Regions from separate parts of the Homo sapiens genome. Here regions 2 and 3 are each linked to region 1. The links are chromatin loops, found by intact Hi-C in ENCODE. Cell type or tissue: B cell. All regions are shown on one strand. Each heading gives the region's core, and the rest is flanking DNA. Links, peaks and the distances in the headings are about the cores only.

The links. A loop is a pair of places that touch in the nucleus more often than their neighbours do. Peaks named below come from ENCODE experiments on the same cell type or tissue, not always from the same donor. Only the 100,000 strongest peaks of a DNase experiment are listed, where the experiment ranks them.
Region 2: a loop joins it to region 1, with 17 times the contacts of the local background. A loop is called at or near these places in 40 of 110 quality-filtered maps.
Region 3: a loop joins it to region 1, with 24 times the contacts of the local background. A loop is called at or near these places in 12 of 110 quality-filtered maps.

What each region holds. Positions count from the first base shown.
Region 1 is chr9:90,868,035-90,875,927 of GRCh38, reverse strand. It overlaps SYK (spleen associated tyrosine kinase), which reads right to left. Exons shown (of 14, transcript NM_003177.7): 8 at 1,637-1,724; 9 at 1,079-1,256. Among named protein-coding and RNA genes, the nearest start is that of SYK, 70 kb to the right of the region's middle. In B cell, for the core only: CTCF peaks have their summits at 4,508 and 4,707 (motif pointing right); a DNase peak (open chromatin) is centred at 4,707; H3K27ac peaks cover 1,266 bases.
Region 2 is chr9:90,222,328-90,230,220 of GRCh38, reverse strand. No RefSeq gene overlaps it. Among named protein-coding and RNA genes, the nearest start is that of MIR4290HG, 180 kb to the right of the region's middle. In B cell, for the core only: CTCF peaks have their summits at 3,090 and 3,289 (motif pointing left); DNase peaks (open chromatin) are centred at 3,010 and 3,322.
Region 3 is chr9:90,751,246-90,759,138 of GRCh38, reverse strand. It overlaps the pseudogene OR7E108P. Among named protein-coding and RNA genes, the nearest start is that of SYK, 47 kb to the left of the region's middle. RefSeq lists an enhancer at 2,870-2,929. In B cell, for the core only: CTCF peaks have their summits at 2,966 and 3,171 (motif pointing right); a DNase peak (open chromatin) is centred at 3,208.

The sequences.
Region 1 (7,893 bases), core at 3,188-5,687:
TTTTTTTTTACAAAAATCCCTTACATTTGAAATACCATGAAGCTACTAAATCTAACCACATTCATATTAGTATCATACCAATTCAAACAGAGGGTGTATTTCAAAGGACTTTAGAAACCAGTAGTTTTACTTGTACATTCTATGTTGGGTACCTTCTAAAGACCAAAAGAAATACAAAGATATTTTCGAAATTTAGCAATTTTAACTGTTGTATAATATGTATTGTTATCTGAAATCATAGGATAAAGCCAATAAATAATTATACTAATCATATTTGGAATCAATAATTTTCATGTAAGAAAAATGAGATGTAACTATAAAATTAAAGAAAATAAATGTAAAAACTATTGTTATAATGGAATGATTTTGTTTTAATTAAATAATATCTGTGTGTACAAATAAAGATCTAAAAATATATACAATAAGATTAAGTTAACAGTAGTAATGTTTAGTTAACAGTAGTAGTGTTGGGATGGTATTATACAAATATGATGTTCTTCTTTTCTTTTTTTTGTTTTGTTTTTTGAAACAGGGCCTTGCTTTGTTACCCAGGCTAGAGTGCAGTGGTGCAATCATGGCTCACTGCAGCCTTGGCTTCTTGGCCTCTTGAGCAGCTGGAAGTATATGTGTGCACTACTATGTCTGGCTAATTTTTTATGTTTTATTTATTTATTTATTTATTTATTTTTTTTGTAGAGACAGGGTCTTGCTATGTTGCCCAGGCTGGTCTCAAGCTCCAGGCCTCAAACAATCCTCCTATCCCAGCCTCCCAAATTGCTAAGATTACAGGCATGAGCCACCATGCCAATTTGATGTTTTTATTTTCTTATGTTTCTGCTTGTTTCTATTTCCTAATTTTCCATAAGGTGCATGTACTATTAGGTTGGTGCAAAAGTAATTGCAGTTTTTGCCATTAAAGGTAATGGACGCTTTCATTATAATAGTACCAGAAATTAACAAGAATGGTAGCATTAATAAAAAAAGGGTTTAGTCATGCCAGGTTACATTTTGTTATTCTCAGTCATGTCTAGAACCTGAGCTCATGTGAGGGTGAGGCTGGTGGAACATAGCAACTTACTTTTTCATTTGGTAGTAGCCCTTTTTCACAGTTCCAAAATTACCAGAGCCCAGTTCTTTGTCTTCCAGCGTCAGCAGCTTTCGGTCCAGGTAAACCTCCTTGGGCCTGATCTCCTCGGGGTCCGCGTAGGGGCTCTCGTACACCTCTGTGTCCATGGGTAGGGCTTCTCTCTGGGGGCCTGCAATGCAGTCAAGAAACATACGACCTGGGGCTGGACCCCACACCAGGATTCATCCTTCCAAGAACATGATCTTCATGGGAATATGAACTCAGAGTAGCATCAATGTTGCAAGGGATGAGAAATTCTGAAGAGTGGCAGGGACATTTCCAACGTCGTTGGGTGAGGGAGGTGGGAAAGACCATTTCATTCAATAGCACCATCACTGCTCATGGGCATGTGGTGCCTGCTGCCTGCCACTAGATGTGAGTGTTTCCATGGCTAACTGTGGCTGTATTGCAATCACGGACGTGGTGTGGATTCGTGAACCAACTCTACAAACTTACAAGTGACCACGCACTTTGCTCTGTGAATGTCCCTTGAATGAAAGGAAGTCTCACCTTTGTCTGCAGCCCAGGGTGCAAGTTCTGGCTCATACGGATTGAATGACACAGTACTCTCTTGCCGGTTCCCTTGGGCAGGGGAGGACTAAAGTACATAAAGGACAACAGGTTGTTTTTCTTCATCCACAAAACTGTTAAGTTGATCTGCATAATTATTTTTATTTTCCAATAATCACAGTTTAACTTTTGCAGGAAAGACAAAGGAAAGAATTACGAAAAACAGGGAAGAAAATAAGGCTGATCTCATTCTTCGGGCAATTATTTGGATCTTGCAAGGGCTAAAGCAAGCTTGTGCTGCTACAACTCAAGGGACTCTGTGAGGTGTTCAGAGGGTGTGGTGAGAGTCAACTCTACTGGCCTGGATAGAGCTGCTTCCCCACTCACCCCCTTGCACATCCTATTCCCACCTACCAAAGATCGCTGATGATTTGCATGTTCGCCTTGGAAGCATTTTCCTTCTTTAACTTGTGCTCTTCAATTTCATATTACATGGACATTATTTAAAGAGGAAAATTAGTACTCATCAGCTGCTCCTACCTACTTCCCAACTCCAACGCACATATGTTTTCCAAGTCTCCACCCAAGTCTTTATCTTCGGTGGAGATGCAGCAGCATTGGGGTGGATGGCAGAGGGTGGCACTGGTCAGTAACTACAGGTCCCAAGGGAAGGCCAGTTGCTGCCACCTAGGCCAGCAATGCTCCAGCTGCCACAGCTAATGCTGGAAATCAGTACCCCTGTGAGACAGGTATTTATTTGGTCCACATCAGTTTATATCATGAAACAACTGGGGGGGGAAATCTACTCATTATCCTAAGGACTTTCCCTTTTGAAAGTCTCTATCTTGAGTTTTCCTGACCCACCCTTTCTTCCAAATTAAAACAAGATTCTTGCTACTAAATTTAATTCACAGGAGAACCATGATTCAGATGCTTTTTTTTTTTTTTCAGCGTGAGTTGAGTCACAATTCTATGTATTGATTGACCTTTTCAGTGCCCAAACACTGGCCACGAAGAAATGAGATACTGCCAGATTATGGAGAAAGTTACAGAAACAGAGACATTAAGCTTAACGTGACAGTCACTTATCTTATGACACACACTAAATCCTCATGTGCCTTATTCATATTACAAGGCGAGAAACCAAAAGCAGAATAATGAGGTCACAATGCACCACTACCGCCACTCAGCCATTGTTTCCAAACACCCGGACCTTCTTCTTTCACACGGTCTGCTGAGCACTTCAGAGGCAGACATTGTTCACCATGGCCCAAGCCTGTTGACAAGGCTAAAGGACATCTGGTCTTATTTGTAAAAATGATGTCGATGGGATCTGTTTTGTCACAGAGTATCTCAGCACTTCTACTGAACTGATTAACAGAAGTAACTATGACACATCAAAAATAAAAATAGAATATAAGCTCAAGGAGGGGGAGACATTTATTCACTGCACTCGGAACTGTGCCACGTCCACAAGGACGCTCAATAAAAATGTGTTGAACAAACACATGAATGAATGGATGGGTGAATGAATGAAAATCACTTCTAAAAACTAGGAGATGTGAAGTATAATCTAATGTGCTTTAAAAATTAGCTCTCTCTCAAGCCTTTATGCTGATGAAGAGAAATAAGAATGAATAATTCCAAATGACAATCTATTTCTTTTAAACATTTACATATGATTACAGGACTGTGCTGTGGTTTCACTTCTGATTTATAATATAATTATCCTGCCTCTGGAAAACTGTCCTGACAGAAACTGGGTGATCCCCTAGGCTTTCTGTCCTCCTCTTTTGCCCAGTTTTCTCCCGCAACCAATTCTAGGCTGAAAATAGTTTTATTTTTTTTAAAGTCTCTTTCAAGGTTAATATTTACTGTCATTTCAACTCCTTTGATTTTCCCTGCAGGCAGGCACATTCTGAGATCCAAAGACAAAACTTGAACAGATGTGGAATTAAAGGATGTCCTCGGACTAGCCATCACTGGTGAGGAGAGGGACCATCACCTCTTCTTGACATAAGACCTCCTGTCCCTCCCACTGAGGACATTATCCTGGGGTTGCAGCCTCTCTACCTCACAGAATGTTCTCCAGACCAGGAGGACTTCCAAATGGCTTGTTCCAATTAAACCAGAACGCAATTCCCTGACATATGAATCCTGCAGGGAAGAATTTTAAAACAGAGATGGGGTTGTCAAAATATGCTGAAAGGGATACTAGGGTGTCAGGAATGAGTAAGAATTAGTAGCGATGGACACAGAGAATCTAAACCCCTGGGCACAAATAATTTATACTCTCACTAGCAGTGTGTTGTTCACCCCTAGTCTATCTTGGCTTATGGATAGGGAAACAGATGGGAGATCTTCCTCGGAAATTAGAACTCCACGTTTATAGCCAATAAAGCTTGGGGCTTCATTTCCATGCTGCCCAACACAGACCACTATGTGATTATAAGCCTTTTAAGCCAAGCCACAAAGAACCCTCATGTCTCTCAACAACCCCACATCAACTCTCTCCTACCCAGATCCCTGGGCTCCCTGCCCCTATCTCTTTCTGGTGACTAACAGGACTGGAGCAAAGAATGATGCCACAACTGGAAGAATGTGGAAGAAATGGGAGGTTTCCTATTGAGTCAGTTAAAAGAACAGTAGTTACTTTATGATAAAGATGAAGATGCAAAATCCATGCTTCATCTTTCCCAAAGCACTTGGTGAATATGCCACTTAGTAGAACAATAACCAAAACAATCTCTAAAAGAAAATGCTCAGTTAAAAAGAAAAATTTGAGGAGTTTGTAAAGAATGAGCACAGTGGCATAATGATAAATTGTAAAAATACTATTCTTAAAAAATGTAATGACATTTAATTTTAATAAAAAATATATTTCCGGTCTACATTACTATTAACCTTTTATTCTTTATGTTTGCATTTGAGAGAGCCATTCTGTCCCAATCAATAAGTGTCATCTGTTCTGCACAGTGAGCAACAAGGTGTAAATGAAATGTTGACCATTCCACTTTCTTCATTTTTGCTAATACTCAGAACAGGCTCAAACCTTCAGTCCACCGCTAGATGGCATTAGCCACCTTCGCTTTCTACCTTCCAAAAGAACAACTGGTGACTTTTCTTTAAATTTTATAAATTCAGGTAAGGATATCACTCTGCAATAATAAGTCCAGTTATAAATTATTATCCCTGATTTCCTATTGGTAAGGTTTAACTGCGAATAGAAAATGTATTTGACAAGCATTCTTTGAGTGCCTATGTTTAAAAGCTGGTGATCCAAAAGTGAACAAAAGAGGAAAAAATTATTGGTCTGTGGAACTGATAGGTCCATTCAGAGTTTCCTGATTCCAGAGTATTGCCAAGTGTCCTAACATCCATTTACTAGATCTTAATTTTTACTCCCAGATTCTTGGGCCATTTTCAAATTAGGCAACAGCAGTAATGCAGATGACAATACAGTCATTAGTCATCACAATAATAGTGACAAAAGAGCCAGCTGGCTTTAGAAATATTGGCTGCAATAAACTAGGTTTGGTTTCCTTTTTTTGGTGGAATTACCCTGGTTCAGTAGACCCCCACAGGCGAGGGCAGACTGTTGGCTGGGGAATAGGCTACTATTAGCTTTGCTCTGAGATCCATGAAAATAACACTTGACCTCTGCAATTACTGTTCTCTTACAGTGAAGATCTAAAATCTGTTCCTTTATAATTATATGAAAACACATTTTCTCAAGGGTCTGGTCTACTAAGGCATTACCAAGCAACAGGGTACAACTTGAGGATGTTTCTTTCTTTTTTCTCTTCCCACTGAGCCCTGTACTTAAATGTAAGTTTTAAAATATTATAATCACCAATGTATGTGTTGGAATAAAACATGAAAAATGGGTTTTAATTGGAAATTCTGGGACACATTTCAGTTTAATCCTCTTAGGGGATGTGCCTTTGAAATGCAAAGCTGAAAAGTTCCCTGGAAGTCTTTTTAGAGATGTTGCTGTTTAATTTCCACCTATTTTCCATAAAAGAAGGATAAGGTTCTGTGCTTAAAGCAGCAGAGAAAGAAATTCCAGGACTAATATTGGGAGGGGTTTAATTCATTTAAAGACTACTAGTTGTATTCTTAAGTTAATTTTGTTTATACTTTATAAGTATGTTACTAATTTCTTTTCTTTTCTTTTCTTTTTTTGTTTTTGAGACAGAGTCTTGCTCTGTCTCCCAGGCTGGAGGGCAATGGCACGATCTCTGCAATCTCCACCTCCCAGGCTTAAGTGATTTTCCTGCTTCAGCCTCCTGAGTAGCTGGGATTATAGGCGTGTGCCACCACGCCTGGCTAATTTTTGTATTTTTAATAGAGATGAGTTTTCACCATATTGGCCAGGCTAGTCTTGAACTCCTGACCTCAAGTGATCCACCTGCCTCGGCCTCCCAAAGTGCTGGGATTATAGGCATGAGCCACTGTGCTTGGCAGTAAGCTACTAATTTCTAAAGACAAGTTTAAAATGCATCAGCCTGTTAGTAATTTTATGAAAAATTTAAATTATCTGATTCATAATCATCTTCAAATCTAAACATACTTTTCATTAACTATCTAGATGCTATAGGTAGTTCAAGTTCTAACATGTATTTTTTGTGCCTGAATTATTAAAACAACTATGTACACTGAGCAAATTAACAAGTTCAAGAAAGTTATTTATCTCTTAGCTAACATGATGGGACATTTGACATAATTCTCACAATTCTTTTCTCATGACTGATTACATAATGGAAAGTTCCCCATTTGTTTGTGAAAATATACATATTAGCTCTAAAATATTTCTGATAAGCAATTAAAATATTTTTAATCTATAGCTTAAACCTTACAACCTTGATCTTTTAAAAATTATCTGTTGATATTTTTGGCCTTATATATGTGTCATCATTAGTAATATTTATTTCCAGTTTCTTATTTCTATAAAAAATTCAATGTATACTTTAAAGTTCTTCTAAACTTAAATAGAAAGCAAACTTTTTTTTTTGCCAGAAAGGTATTTTCACAATATTAATCAGATTAATTACTCTCTACTATTTAATTTTCTGTTTTAAAAAAATTGATTAAAATTTCTTAACAGGTTCAAATTTAAAAAGATACAACAGAGTTTACAATGAAAAGTGGGATTTCTTAACATTCCCATCTCTTACTCCAGAGGCAACCAGCATTGCCAGCATTTTCTGTATTTTTCTAGGATACTGTATACGATATCAACACATTCTGCATATATGTATGTGTATGTGTGTGTTGCAGGACATTGACTTTTACACTTAAAATTATATTTTGAAAACAATTCTAGATCTCAGCTGCCTCCCATAGTAGCAATTTTACTGTAACCAATTTCATTTGTTTTCCATTGATAGGCATTTAAATTATTATCAGACTTTGTCAATTATACAATTTTGGAAAAAACACCTTCACATGTACATGATTTCACACAAATGCAAGAATATCTGTACATACTTAGAAATAAAATTGCAGAGCCTTTCTTACAGATTGCATCATTTCAGACTTCCCCAAGGAAGAGTGAAAGTGCTTATCTACCATGCCTTTACTACAGTGTTATCAAGCTTTTAAAATTTGGATCATAGGTGGACACAGTTAAGCACCATAGTTTTAACTTGCATTTCTCTTCTCATGAAGTTAAACAACATTTCATATGTTTAAGAACTATTTATATTTGCTTTACTATAAACTACTACTGATATTCCCTGCCAATTATCCTAGTAGACAGTTAATATTTTTGTTAATTATTTTTAGAATCTCTTTGTATATTAAAGCTATTAATCTATGTGTCAGCATTAGTGCTACTTACTCCCAGTTTCTCATTTCTCTTTTGATGATGTTATGGTTGTTATCTACACATATACTTCTTTATTTTTAGGTGGTCACTGATATTTTCTTCAACTTTTTTCTGACATGTTCTCCTGTAGTCTAAAGATGCACCAAAACTTATTTTCTAGGTATTTCTTTAGCCACTGTGAGTAATCTGTGGGGGTGTTTTGCCTTGGGTAAACATGAAAAACAGACATAGTTACTTTATTCAAGTGTAAAATAAACCTTTTCTTCCTCTCGAACACTGCATTAAATCTTTCTGTTCTGTGGTCAACACGATTGAGAACTTCTTGAGTATGAGTAAACTTGGAAAATTATTACTAAATAAAATCTCAAGGGTTTTATGTCTTTTATTTCTGTTGTTTCTAGTAAATACTTTAGGCAATCTATTTCAT
Region 2 (7,893 bases), core at 1,955-4,454, 640 kb after region 1:
AGTTATTAGTCCTAGTGCCACAGTGGGTGTATACCATGTGTGTACACTCTGTGATGTTATTGGTATTATCCTAGGGAGATAGTTCTCGTAACATCACCGTGGGTGTACATCATGTCTCTACTCCCTGTGGTGTTATTGGTTTTGTCCTGGGTTGATATTACTCCTAATATCACCGTGGGTGCACACCATGGGTGTACATTCTGTGATGTTATTCATAATATCCTAGGGAGATATCACTCCCTGTGTCATAGTGGGTGCACGGCCTTGTGATATTATAGGTAGTATCCTTGGGATGTATTACTCCTGTTATCACAGTGGGTGTACACCCTGTGATAGTATTTGTCATATCCTAGGGAGATATTACTGTATACCTTGTGATATTATTCGTGACATTTTAGGGAGCTATTTCTCCTAAAGTCAGAGTGGATGTACACCCTGTAATATTCTTCCTAATATCACAGTGGGTGTACACCATGAGTGATATTTTTTCTAATATCCAGCGGGGAAGAGGATGATATTGCTTCCAATATCACAGAAGGTGTACAGCCCCTGTGATATTGTTCCTAATATCCAGGGAAGGAGAGGATGACATTATGCCCAATATCACTGGGGGTGTACCACCTCCCACCGGGATATTGTTCTTAATATCCGGAGGTGGAGAGAATGATGTTACTCCCAATATCACAGGGGGTGTACACCACCCCTGTTTGTAAACATCCCCTGTGATATTGTTCCAAATGGCCTGTGAAAGAGTAAATATGACTCCCATTATCGCGGGGGGTGTTCAGCCCTGATGATATTGTTTTCTAACATCCAGGGAAGGAGAGTATGCTATTACTCCCAATATCGCAGGGGTTGTACACCCTTTTGTGCTTTTGTGCCCAATATCCAGGAAAATAGAGGATGATATTACTCCCAATATCGAAGTAATTGTACAGCACCCCTGTGATATTCTTCATCATATCCAGAAAGGAAAAGAATGATATTACTCCCAACAGCTTAGTAAATGTATACCCGCGCTTTGATATCTTTCCCAATATCCAGGTGGGGAGAGGATCATATTACTTCCAATGTCGCAGGGTGTGTACACCCCCTCTGTGATCTTGTTGCTAACATCCAGGTTTGGGGAGGACAACATTACTCCCAATATCGCAAGGGGAGTACACTCCCCTGTGACCTTGTTAGTCATTTCCTGGCTGGAGAGGATGATATTACTCCCAATATCGCAGGGAGTGTACACACCTCTGTGAAAATCTTCCTAATATCCAGAGGGAGAGAGGATGATATTACTCCCAGTACTGGAGGGGGTTTACACAGCCCTGTGATACTCTTCCTAATATCCACAGGGAGAGAGGATGATATTACTCCCAGTACCGCAGGGGGTGTACATAACCCTGTGATATTGTTCCTAATATCCAGAGCGAAAGAGGATGATATGACTCTCAATATCGCAGGGGGTGTACACCCCTCCTGTCTTATTGTTCTGAATACCCTGGGAGGGAGAGGATAAGGTTACGTTGAATATGGCAGGGAATGTACACCCTCCCACTCTGATACCCTTCCTAATGTCCAGGGGAAGAGAGGAAAATTTTACTCCCAATATCGCAGAGGCAGTACACCCCACCTGTGATGTTGTTCCCAATATGCAAGGGGGGAGAGGATGATACTACTCCCAATATCGCAAGGCTGTTCACATCCCCAGTGACATTTTTCCTAATATCTAGGGGAGAGACAATTATATGACAGCAAAGGTCGCAGGGTCTGTACATCCTGATATTGTTCCTAATATCCAGGGGGGAAGAGGATGATATCAAATATGAAAGGGGGTGTACACCCCCCACCCCTACGATATTGTTCTTAATATTCATGAGGGGAGACGATGATATTCCTCCAAATATCGCAGGGGTTGTTGACACCCCCCTGTGATATTGTTTCTGGTATCCAGGGGGGAGAAAATCATATTACTTCCAATATTGCAGGTGGTGTATACCCCACCTGAAATATGGCACCGAATATCGAAAGAGGGAGACGATGATGGTATTAATACCAATATCGAAGTGTGTGTACACGTCCCTTGTGATATGGTTTTTAATATCCAGTGGGCGGGAGGATGATATTAGTCCCAACATCCCAGAAGCTGTACACTACCCCTGTGATATTGTCCCTAACTTCCAGAGGGGAGAGGATGATATCACTCCCAATATCTCGGAAGTTGTACATCCCCCGTGATATTGTTCATCATATCCAGGGAGACACAGGATGACATTCCATTGAATTTCACGACAGGTGTACACGCACAGTGTGATATTGTTCCTAATATCCAAGAAGGGAGAGGATGATATTACTCCCAATAAAGCAGTGGGTGTACATTACCCCTGTGTTATTGTCTCTAATATCCGGGGCCGGGGGAGGCGGGGAGAGGATAACATTCCCTCAAATTTAGCAGGTGGTTTGACGCCCCTTGTGGTGTTGTTTTAAATATCCAGCGGGGAAGACAATAGTACTATTTTTGATACTCCGATTCATCCGCTCCACCTTTCCGGAACTCTGAGGCTGGGAGGCGGCATGCAGTTTCCGTGTGATCCCCAATACCTTTGCCGTCTTCTGTACCAAGGCAGCCAAAAACGCAGGCCCGTTATCTGAGCTGATCCGTAAGGACAGTCGAAATCTAGGAATCAGATCTCGAAGGAGCACAGGGTTTACTTCACCAGCTTTCTCAGTTTGTGTTGGATAGGCCTCCACCCACCCAGAGTAGGTACGCCCAAGAACTAGTAAATACTTGGTACCTCCACACTTTGGCATCTCTGTGAGGTCTACCTGGAGATCTTCAAAGGGGACTGCTCCATAAGCTTGTATGCCGGGCGGAACGGCTGGACCTTGCCTCGCATTATGCTCTCGGCAGGTAACTCACCGCTGCCTCAGCATTTTGGCAAGGGCTGACAAATGTGAGATGTAGCAATACCGGCCTAACAACTTTTCCAGTGACTCCTGACCTACATGGGTGATTTCTTGCACAGCCAGTACAACTGCAGCTCCTAGCAACTGTGGCACAGCTACTCTCACATCTGGTAACTGAATCCATCCTCCCTCCGTCACTTGTCCTTCCCTCTACCTGGAGAAAGTCCTTTTCTTCTTTAGAAGAAGTAGGTCCAAGATCAGGTGCTTGAGGGAGCACTGATGCCCGGAAGGGGGCAGATGCTGCTTTTCGAGCCTCTGAGTCAGCGCGGGAATTCCCCAAACCCAGCAAGGTGGAAGCTCGCTGGTGTCCTCTGCAATGCATGACTGCCACCTTGTGGGGTTCCCATACTGCTTCTAATAATTGCAAGAATTCTTGTTGATATTTTCTATGTTTTCCCCCAGAGTTCAATAGGCAGGCCCTTTTCTTTCTATCACGCTCCATGCACTTGAAGGGTTAAAAAGACATACCGAGAATCAGTGTAAATGTTTACAGTCTCACCTTCACTGAGTTCTAAGGCCCGAATGAAAGCAATGAGTTCAGCTTTCTGGGCTGAAGTGGCCTGGGGCAACAATCTGGCTTCAACAACAGTGTCCAGGGTTACCACTGCATACCCTGCATCTCTCTCTCCTTGGGGGTTGAAGAAGCTGCTCCCATCCACATATAGTTCCCAGTCTACTGATGCCCAAGCCTGGTCCCGGAGGTCAGGTCTGCTAGAGTCAACTGAGTCCAACACTTCTACACAATCAGGCTCGACAGGGCTCTCTGATACCGGGAGCAAGGTGGCGGGGTGTAGGGTGTTACAAACTTCAATGGTTATACAGGGATTTTCACAGAGCAAAATTTGGTGCTTGGTGAGTCTGGCATTCGTTAGCGAATGATGTCCTTTAGTATTCATTAAAGTCACCACAGCATGGGGGGCCTTTATGTTCAGGTTTTGCCCAAGAGTCAGCTTATTTGCTTCTTGTTCTAGCAGGGCAGTTGCTGCCAAGGCCCTCAAACAGGGGGACCATCCTTTAGAAACCCCGTCTAGTTGTTTAGAGAGGTAGGCCACCGGCCTCAGCCAGGGCCCCACAGTTTGGGTTAAAAGTCCAGCTGCCATCTTTTCTCTCTCTGATGCATACAATGGAAAAGGCTTTGTCAGATCGGGTAGCCCCAGGGCTGGGGCTGCCAGAAGTTTTTCCTTTAACTCATGAAAGACTTCCTGTTGTTGGGATCCCCATTCCAAAGGTTTCCGGTGCCCGCCCCCTTTGTGCCCTCATACAAAGGCTTGGCTAATACTGCAAAGTTTGGGATCCACAGTCTACAAAACCCCACAGCTCCTAAGAATTCTCTCACCTGCCTTCTGCCCTTAGGCTCCGGTAGATTGCAAAGGACCTGCTTTCTTTCTGATCCCGGGCTGCGTTCGGACCCCTGTGGGATAGTAAATCCCAAGTAAGGTACCTGCCGTCGGCAGATCTGAGCTTTTGTCTTGGACACCTAATACCCACAGTCCTCCAGGTGCCGGTGTAGGGCATCTGTTCCCTTGGTGCACCCGACTGCCATGGGGTGTCCCAGCAGAAGGTCATCAACCTACTGGAGCAACACGCAGCCTAGGTCTCTGGTGGGAAACTTCTGGAGGTCTCGAGCCAATGTCTCCCTGAAGATGGTGGGGGAGTTCTTGAACCCTTGGGGAAGTCCAGTCCAAGTGTACTGCGTAGTGACACCTGACTCCGGATCTTCCCACTGAAAGGCAAACAGCTTCTGCCTCTCAGGGGCTAATCTGATAGGAAAGAAAGCATCTTTCAGGTCCAAGCAGGTGAACCAGATGTCCTCAGCTGGCAGCAACCCCAACAATGTGGATGGGTTAGGTACTGTTGGATGTAAAGTCAGTGTAGCTTGATTAAGCAAGTGCAAATGCTGTACCGGCCGGTAGTCCTTGGTCCATGGCTTGGAAACAGGCAGGAGGGGAGTGTTCCATGGAGACTGACAAGGAACAATAATTCCAAAAGTTCTTAGGTGCTTGAGATGGACCTGGATACCTTGAAGAGCTTCTCTGGGGACCGGGGCCTGTTTTTGCCTAACCGGCTGGGCCCCAGTCTTAACTGGCCAATCCCGGAGGGTTGTCTTCCCCCCGTACTCTTGGCCACCGCTTAGCCAGAGCTGGTCTTCGCTCTTGGCCCGGCTCAGTTAAGAAAAGTCTCCATTCCTCCTCTCGGGGGACCGTAAGGGTCATAATGACTCCCGTTCCGGGTAACTTTAGCAGCAAAGAGCCGTGCTGTGTCAAAGAGAGAGTGGCTCTCAGCTTGCTGAGCAAGTCCCTTCCCAAAAAGGGCAAGGGACAGTCAGGCATGTACCAAAACTGATGAATGACTTTATGTCCTCCTACAGTGCAAGTCCGAAGCAAGCAGAAAGCCTGCTTTGCTGAAACCCCCATGGCTCCGATGACGTCAATAGTCGTTTCGGATAAGGGGGCGACCGGGGCGGTTACTAGCGAATGTTCAGCACCACTATCTACAAGAAAATCAATGTCTCTACCCCCGACTGTCATTCTGACCAGAGGCTCTTTGGGGACGCTTGAGCCTGGTCTCCCTCAGTCCAATAACCCTTCTGCCAGGTTGAGTAGGGCCCCTTCCTCCTTGTCCGGGGCCTCCTGCTCTGAGTCACCTTGTTTTCTTTTGAGCTGAGGGCATTTGTTCTTCCGCTGTCCTATTTCTTTACAATAAGCACACTGGTTACGCTGCAAACTCTGACAGCCAAGCTGAGTTTCTTTCCCAGGGCCCACCTTCCCTTGCCTCTTTGGGGGGGCCCCTCTGATTGCCACAGCTAACAAACAGGTTGGTGTTTTGCCGGGCCTGACCTCCATTCTCTTTGCTGTTTTCCTTACTGCTTACTGCATCCCTGCTTACAAACACCTGGCTAGCTATTTCTAGTAATTGTGATGTATTCATCCCTGCAAGCCCAGCCTGTTTCTGCAATTTTCTTCTCATGTCTTCTGTGCTTTGACAGACTAAAGCCATGTTAATCATGCGCTGATTTCAGGGCTATCGGGATCAAAGGGAGTATACATACGATAGGCCTCACACAGTCTCTCGTAGAATTGTGCTGGACTTTCTTCGTTTCCCTGAATGACCTCAGAGACCTTGTTAAAGTTTGTGGCCTTCTGAGTTCCCCTCATTAATCCTTCCAAGAGAGCTTCCCTATCTCGGTTTAGCCTTTGCATATCCTCTCTTTCATGTGGGTCCAACTGGGGGTCGGTTCCTGGTAACTGGGTCCTTACATACTCTTGGGGGTTTTGATAATCAGCTGGTGCATGTTCCTCTAGCCACTTAGTTGCTGCTTGGAGGACTCTCCGCCTTTCTTCGCTGTTAAATAGGAACATGAGCAACAGGTGCCAATCAGCCCAGGTGTGGTTGTGGGTCTGGATAACAGTTTGGAGCAAATCAATTAGGGCTTGTGGCTTTTCGGTATAGGGCAGTGTATTGGTTTTCCAGTTGAGAAGGTAGATGCAGGTGAAGGGCTGGTACCCAAAAACACACCTCTCCACCACGTGACCATCCTCATCTATCCCAGTATACCGCTGCTCTCTCAGGGGCATTTGTATCCCCGTTTTGGGTCGTAAACGAGCTGCCGAGGGAGGGGTGGAATGGCACAATGTGACTTACCGCAATTAATAATCTCAATTATTAATTGACGCTAATAATTATCAATATTAATAACTGATAATATAATTTTTAAAATAATACCGATAATAATGATAATTAATATTAAATAGTTATACTAATGATAACAATAAATGATTAATAGTAATGATTAATGATGCCTGATATTAATAACTGATATTGATCTTATTCATTAGAATACAGTAATATTAGCTCCTAATAATTAATATTAATATTAATCTGAAAACTTTTTATTAGCAATTATTTCTTAATATTAATATGAATATCAGTCATTCATATTCATGTTAATAATAAATGAGGAATAATTCATTCTGCTATTAAGCCTAATACCTCAGTGGGTGTACAACCACCTGTGATATTGCTCCTAATGTCCAGGGAGGGAGAGAGCATGATATTACGTTCAATATCGCAGTAGGTGTACACCCAGCCGGTGATATTGATCCGAATATAATCTCCAGGCGGTGGAGTATGACGTTACTCCCAATATAGCACTGGCTGTGCATCCACCCAGTGATTTTGCTCCTAATAGTCACGGAAGAAGAGAATGCTATTACTCCCAGTATCGCAGGAAGTGCACACCCCTTCTGTGACATTGTTCCTAATATCCAGAGGGGGAGAGGGTGATATTACTCACAATATCGCAGGCTGTGTACACCCACCCTCTGATATTGTTCCTAGTAGCCAGGAAGGGAGAGGACGATATGACTCCCCATACAGCAGGAGGTGTACCCCCATCCTGGGATATTATTCCTAATATCCATGGAGAGGAGAGGCTGATATGACTCCCAGTATCGCAGGGGGTGTACATCCAGTCTGTGATATTGTTCTTAATATTCAAAGGCGGAGAGATTGATATTACTCCCAATATCACAGAAAGTGTACAAACCCGTGTACTATTGTTGCCATTATCCAGAAGAAGAGAAGATGATATCACCACGCCCCCCCCCCCCATCGCAGGAGGTGTACACCCACTCTATATATTTTTTGCAATGTGCAGGGCAGGGGAGGACAATATTCTTCTTAATAGCACAGGGTGTGTACAGCCCCACTGTGATATGGTCCTTAATATTCCAAGGCAGAGAGGATGATCTTACTCCCAATACCGCAGAAAGTGTACACCACCCCAGTGATATGGTTCCCATGATCCAGGAGAGAAGAGGATGATGTTACTTTCAATATCGCACGGGGTGGAAACGCCCCCAGTGATATTGTTCCTAATTTCAACGTGGGAGAGGATGATACTACACGGAATGCCCCTAGGGGTAAAAACACTCC
Region 3 (7,893 bases), core at 1,955-4,454, 120 kb after region 1:
CACCTGCGTCGACCTTCTCAACTGGAAAACCAATACACCGCCCTATACCAAAAAGCCACAAGCCCTAATTGATTTGCTCCAAACTGTTATCCAGACCCACAACCACACCTGGGCTGATTGGCACCTGTTGCTCATGTTCCTCTTTAACAGCGAAGAAAGGCGGAGAGTCCCCAAGCAGCAACTAAGTGGCTAGAGGAACATGCATCAGCTGATTATCAAAACCCCCAAGAGTATGTAAGGACCCAGTTACCAGGAACCGACCCCCAGTTGGACCCACATGAAAGAGAGGATATGCAAAGGCTAAACCGAGACAGGGAAGCTCTCTTGGAAGGATTAATGAGGGGAGCTCAGAAGGCCACAAATGTTAAAAAGGTCTCTGAGGTCATTCAGGGAAAAGAAGAAAGTCCAGCACAATTCTACGAGAGGCTGTGTGAGGCCTATTGTATGTATACTCCCTTTGATCCCGATAGCCCTGAAATCAGCGCATGATTAACATGGCTTTAGTCCGTCAAAGCACAGAAGACATGAGAAGAAAACTGCAGAAACAGGCTGGGCTTGCAGGGATGAATACATCACAATTACTAGAAATAGCTAGCCAGGTGTTTGTAAGCAGGGATGCAGTAAGCAGTAAGGAAAACGGCAAAGAGAATGGAGGTCAGGCCCAGCAAAACACCGACCTGTTTGTTAGCTGCAGCAATCAGAGGGCCCCCCACCCAAAGAGGCAAGGGAAGGGGGGCCCTGGGAAAGAAACTCAGCTTGGCTGTCAGAGTTTGCAGCGTAACCAGTGTGCTTATTGTAAAGAAATAGGACAGCGGAAGAACAAATGCCCTCAGCTCAAAAGAAAACAAGGTGACTCAGAGCAGGAGGGCCCGGAGAAGGAGGAAGGGGCCCTGCTCAACCTGGCAGAAGGGTTATTGGCCTGAGGGAGACCGGGCTCAAGTGTCCCCAAAGAGCCTCTGGTCAGAATGACAGTCGGGGGTAGAGACATTGATTTTCTTGTAGATAGTGGTGCTGAACATTCGCTAGTAACCGCCCCGGTCGCCCCCTTATCCGAAACAACTATTGACGTCATCGGAGCCACGGGGGTTTCAGCAAAGCAGGCTTTCTGCTTGCCTCGGACTTGCACTGTAGGAGGACATAAAGTCATTCATCAGTTTTGGTACATGCCTGACTGTCCCTTGCCCTTTTTGGGAAGGGACTTGCTCAGCAAGCTGAGAGCCACTATCTCTTTGACAGAGCATGGCTCTTTGCTGCTAAAGTTACCCGGAACAGGAGTCATTATGACCCTTATGGTCCCCCGAGAGGAGGAATGGAGACTTTTCTTAACTGAGCTGGGCCAAGAGAGAAGACCAGCTCTGGCTAAGCGGTGGCCAAGAGTACGGGTGGAAGACAACCCTCCGGGATTGGCCAGTTAAGACTGGGGCCCAGCCGGTTAGGCAAAAACAGGCCCTGGTCCCCAGAGAAGCTCTTCAAGGTATCCAGGTCCATCTCAAGCACCTAAGAACTTTTGGAATTATTGTTCCTTGTCAGTCTCCATGGAACACTCCCCTCCTGCCTGTTCCCAAGCCACGGACCAAGGACTACCGGCCGGTACAGGATTTGCACTTGCTTAATCAAGCTACACTGACTTTACGTCCAACAGTACCTAACCCATCCACATTGTTGGGGTTGCTGCCAGCTGAGGACAGCTGGTTCACCTGCTTGGACCTGAAAGATGCTTTCTTTCCTATCAGATTAGCCCCTGAGAGGCAGAAGCTGTTTGCCTTTCAGTGGGAAGATCCGGAGTCAGGTGTCACTACTCAGTACACTTGGACTGGACTTCCCCAAGGGTTCAAGAACTCCCCACCATCTTCAGGGAGGCATTGGCTTGAGACCTCCAGAGTTTCCCACCAGAGACCTAGGCTGTGTGTTGCTCCAGTAGGTTAAGACACCCCACGGCGGTCGGGTGCGCCAAGGGAACAGATGCCCTACACAGGCACCTGGAGGACTATGGGTATTAGGTGTCCAAGAAGAAAGCTCAGATCTGCGGACGGCAGGTACCTTACTTGGGATTTACTATCCGAGAGGGGTCGGAATGCAGCCCTGGATCAGAAAGAAAGCAGGTCATTTGCAACCTACCAGAGCCTCAGGGCAGAAGGCAAGTGAGAGAATTCTTAGGAGCTGTGGGGTTTTGTAGACTGTGGATCCCAAACTTTGCAGTATTAGCCAAGCCTTTGTATGAGGTCACAAAGGGGGCAGGGACTGGGAACTTTTGGAATGGGGATCCCAACAACAGGAAGTCTTTCATGAGTTAAAGGAAAACCTTCTGGCAGCCCCAGCCTTGGGGCTACCCGATCTGACAAAGCCTCTTCCATTGTATGTGTCAGAGAGAGAAAAGATGGCAGCTGGACTTTTAACCCAAACTGTGGGGCCCTGGCTGAGGCCAGTGGCCTACCTCTCTAAACAACTAGATGGGGTTTCTAAAGGATGGTCCCCCTGTTTGAGGGCCTTGGCAGCAACTGCCCTGCTAGTACAAGAAGCTAATAAGCTGACTCTTGGGCAAAACCTGAACATAAAGGCCCCCCATGCTGTGGTGACTTTAATGAATACTAAAGGACATCATTCGCTAACGAATGCCAGACTCATCAAGCACCAAACTTTGCTCTGTGAAAATCCCTATATAACTATTGAAGTTTGTAACACCCTACACCCTGCCACCTTGCTCCCGGTACCAGAGAGCCCTGTCCAGCCTGATTGTGTAGAAGTGTTGGACTCAGTTGACTCTAGCACACCTGACCTCCGGGACCAGCCTTGCACATCAGTAGACTGGGAACTATATGTGGATGGGAGCAGCTTCTTCAACCCCCAAGGAGAGAGAGATGCAGGGTATGCAGTGGTAACCCTGGACACTGTTGTTGAAGCCAGATTGTTGCCCCAGGCCACTTCAGCCCAGAAAGCGGAACTCATTGCTTTCACTCGGGCCTTAGAACTCAGTGAAGGTGAGACTGTAAACATTTACACTGATTCTTGGTATGTCTTTTAACCCTTCAAGTGCATGGAGCATGATAGAAAGAAAAGGGCCTATTGAACTCTGGGGGAAAAGACAGAAAATATCAACAAGAAATCTTGCAATTATTAAAAGCAGTATGGAAACCCCACAAGGTGGCAGTCATGCATTGCAGAGGACACCAGCGAGCTTCCACCTTGCTGGGTTTGGGGAATTCCCTCGCTGACTCAGAGGCTCGAAGAAGCAGCATTTGCCCCCTTCTGGGCATCAGTGCTCCCTCAAGCACCTGATCTTGGACCTACTTCTTCTAAAGAAGAAAAGGACTTTCTCCAGGTAGAGGGAAGGACAAGTGATGGAGGGAGGATGGATTCAGTTACCAGATGTGAGAATAGCTGTGCCACAGTTGCTAGGAGCTGCAGTTGTACTGGCTGTGCAAGAAACCACCCATGTAGGTCAGGAGTCACTGGAAAAGTTGTTAGGCCGGTATTTCTACATCTCACATTTGTCAGCCCTTGCCAAAATGCTGAGGCAGCGGTGAGTTACCTGCCGAGAGCATAATGCGAGGCAAGGTCCAGCCGTTCCGCCCGGCATACAAGCTTATGGAGCAGTCCCCTTTGAAGATCTCCAGGTAGACTTCACAGAGATGCCAAAGTGTGGAGGTACCAAGTATTTACTAGTTCTTGGGCGTACCTACTCTGGGTGGGTGGAGGCCTATCAAACACAAACTGAGAAAGCTGGTGAAGTAAACCCTGTGCTCCTTCGAGATCTGATTCCTAGATTTCGACTGTCCTTACGGATCAGCTCAGATAACAAGCCTGCGTTTTTGGCTGCCTTGGTACAGAAGACGGCAAAGGTATTGGGGATCACACGGAAACTGCGTGCCGCCTCCCAGCCTCAGAGTTCCAGAAAGGTGGAGCGGATGAATCGGAGTATCAAAAATAGTACTATTGTCTTCCCCGCTGGATATTTAAAACAACACCACAAGGGGCGTCAAACCACCTGCTAAATTTGAGGGAATGTTATCCTCTCCCCCGCTCCCCTGGCCCCGGATATTAGAGACAATAACACAGGGGTCATGTACACCCACTGCTTTATTGGGAGTAATATCATCCTCTCCCTTCTTGGATATTAGGAACAATATCACACTGTGCATGTACGCCTGTCGCGAAATTCAATGGAATGTCATCCTGTGCCTCCCTGGATATGACAAACAATATCACGGGGGATGTACAACTTCTGAGATATTGGGAGTGATATCATCCTCTCCCCTCTGGAAGTTAGAGACAATATCACAGGGGTAGTGTACACCCTCTGGGATGTTGGGACTAATATCATCCTCCCACCCACTGGATATTAAAAACCATATCACAAGGGGTGTGTACACACACTTCGATATTGGTATTAATACCATCCTCTCCCTCTTTGGATATTCGATGCCATATTTCAGGTGGGGTATACACCACCTGCAATATTGGAAGTAATATGATTTTCTCCCGCCCGGATATCAGAAACAATATCACAGGGGGGTGTCAACAACCCCTGTGATATTTGGAGGAATATCATCGTCTCCCCTCATGAATATTAAGAACAATATCATAGGGGTGGGTGGTGTACACCCCCTTTCATATTTGATATCATCCTCTTCCCCCCTGGATATTAGGAACCATATCAGGATGTACAGACCCTGTGACCTTTGCTGTCATATAATTGTCTCTCCCCTAGATATTAGGAAAAATGTCACTGGGGATGTGAACAGCCTTGCAATATTGGGAGTAATATCATCCTCTCTCCCCTTGCATATTGGGAACAACATCACAGGTGGGGTGTACTGCCTCTGCGATATTGGGAGTAAAATTTTCCTCTCTTCCCCTGGACATTAGGAAGGGTATCAGAGGGGGAGGGTGTACATTCCCTGCCATATTCAAAGTAACCTTATCCTCTCCCTCCCAGGGTATTCAGAACAATAGGACAGGAGGGGTGTACACCCCCTGCGATATTGAGAGTCATATCATCCTCTTTCGCTCTGGATATTAGGAACAATGTCACAGGGTTGTGTACACCCCCTGCGGTACTGGGAGTAATATCATCCTCTCTTCCTGTGGATATTAGGAAGAGTATCACAGGGCTGTGTAAACCCCCTGCGGTACTGGGAGTAATATCATCCTCTCTCCCTCTGGATATTAGGATGATTTTCACAGGGGTGTGTACACCCCCTGCGATATTGGGAGTAATATCATCCTCTCCACCCAGGAAATGACTAACAAGGTCATGGGGGAGTGTACTTCCCCTGCGATATTGGGAGTAATGTCATCCTCCCCAAACCTGGATGTTTGCAACAAGATCACAGAGTGGGTGTACACACCCTGCGACATTGGAAGTAATATGATCCTCTCCCCAACTGGGTATTGGGAAAGATATCACAGCGCGGGTATACATTTCCTATGCTGTTGGGAGTAATATCATTCTTTCCCTTTCTGGATATGAGGAAGAATATCACAGGGGTGCTGTACAATTACTTCGATATTGGGAGTAATATCATCCTCTACTTTCCTGGATATTGGGCACAAAAACACAGAAGGGTGTACGACCCCTGCGATATTGGGAGTAATAGCATACTCTCTTTCCCTGGATGTTAGAAAACAATATCATCAGGGCTGAACACCCCCCGCGATAATGGGAGTCATATTTATTCTTTCACAGGCCATTTGGACCAATATCACAGGGGGTGTTTACAAACAGGGGTAGTGTACACCCCCTGTGATATTGGGAGTAACATCATTCTCTCCACCTCCAGATATTAAGAACAATATCCCCGCGGGAGGCGGTACACCCCCAGTGATATTGGGCATAATGTCATCCTCTCCTTCCCTGGATATTAGGAACAATATCACAGGGTGTACACCCACTGTATTATTAGGAATGATATCTCTGTAGGATATTACAATTAGTATCACAGGGTGTGCAGCCACTGTGATATTAGGAGCAACATCTTTCTACGATATTACAGACAATATCACAGGGTGTACGCCCACTCTGATGTCAGGAGCAATGTCTCCCTAGGATATCCAAAATCATACCACAGGGTGTACAATCTCTGCCTTCCAGGTTCTAAGGGATTCTCCTGCTTCGGCCTCCTGAGCAGCTAGGGTTACCCGCCACCACGCCTGGCTAATTTTTTTTTTTATTTTCACTAGAGATGGGGTTTCACCACGTCGGCCAGGCTGGTCTGGAACTCCTGACCTCAGGTGATCCGTCGGCCTCGGCCACCCAAAGTGCTGGGATTACAGGTGTGAGCCATGGCACTTGGCCAAGAGTTATATATTAAATTAATGTGGAAACACAGCTCCCATATTTGAGTGTGCATGTACTTTTATGAATAAATGATGTCAGAAAACCTAAGGATGATAATAAATATGAAAAGTAAGTGGCATGTTAAAAGGTCTTCCGATTAAGAACTCTAAGGTTCTATTTTGTTTTTAGATAATGCGGTCCTAGCTCTTGTATCATCCTTTTACATATTCTACATCAAAGGAATTTGTCGCACGGTGTCAGAATAAAACAGAGTGTATTTCACTGCTTCTTAATTTCTTTCAATTAGACTGAGATCTTTTTCTTAAAGAGAGAAGAGCATCTTCATTGCATTTTATTTTTTCTGAAAAGAGTAGGCCGTATTTTACTGAGATCATGGATTTGTTGTATATTATGTTTTGGACTTCTAAAATTCTTCAGTGGATTTTCTCTAAAGTAGTATGTACAGAAGGAGTTGAATAGCAAAAAAGTAAATCATGTAATAATTCTGAGACTTTTGGGCTTGTCACAACTGAGAAATATTGCTGGCGGTGTATGGTCCTCAAGTGTGAAAATGTTCCTTGTGAATTGCTTGCATCCAAAATATACACACAGCATTAAGGGCTGGTTTTTATCTTTTATTTTTCCAATCCTCTTTTCTTCCCAAGGTGTCCAAGTCACACAGAGCCACGGCATCTCACAGGTGTCTGAGAATTCCTCCTCCTGGGACTCTCAGAGGATCCAGAACTGCAGCCTGTCCTCGCTGGGCTGTCCCCATCCATGTATCTGGTCACAGTGCTGAGGAACCTGCTCGTCATCCTGGCTGTCAGCTCTGACTCCCACCTCCACACCCCCATGTACTTCTTCCTCTCCAACCCGTGCTGGGCTGACATCGGTTTCACTTCGGCCACGGTTCCCAAGATGACTGTGGACATGCAGTCACATATCAGAGTCATCTCTTATGCGAGCTGCCTGACACGGATGTCTTTCTTGGTCCTTTTTGCATGTATAGAAGACATGCTCCTGACTGTGATGGCCTAGGACTGCTTTGTAGCCATCTGTCGCCCTCTGCACTACGCAGTCATCGTGAATCCTCACCTCTGTGTCTTCTTAGTTTTGGTGTCCTTTTTCCTTAGCCTGTTGGATTCCCAGCTGCACAGTTAGATTGTTACAATTCACCTTCTTCAAGAATGTGGAAATCTCTCATTTTGTCTGTGAGCCATCTCAACTTCTCAACCTTGCCTGTTCTGACAGCGTCATCAATAGCATATTCATGTATTTCAATAGTACTATGTTTGGTTTTCTTCCCATTTCAGGGATCCTTTTGTCTTACTATAAAATTGTTCCCTCCATTCTAAGGATTTCATCGTCAGATGGGAGTATAAAGCCTTCTCCACCTGTGGCTCTCACCTGGCAGTTGTTTGCTTATTTTATGGAACAGGCATTGGCATGTACCTGACTTCAGCTGTGGCACCACCCCCCAGGAATGGTGTGGTGGCGTCAGTGATGTACGCTGTGGTCACCCCCATGCTGAACCCTTTCATCTACAGCCTGAGAAACAGGGACATTCAAAGCGCCCTGTGGAGGCTGCGCAGCAGAACAGTCGAATCTCATGATCT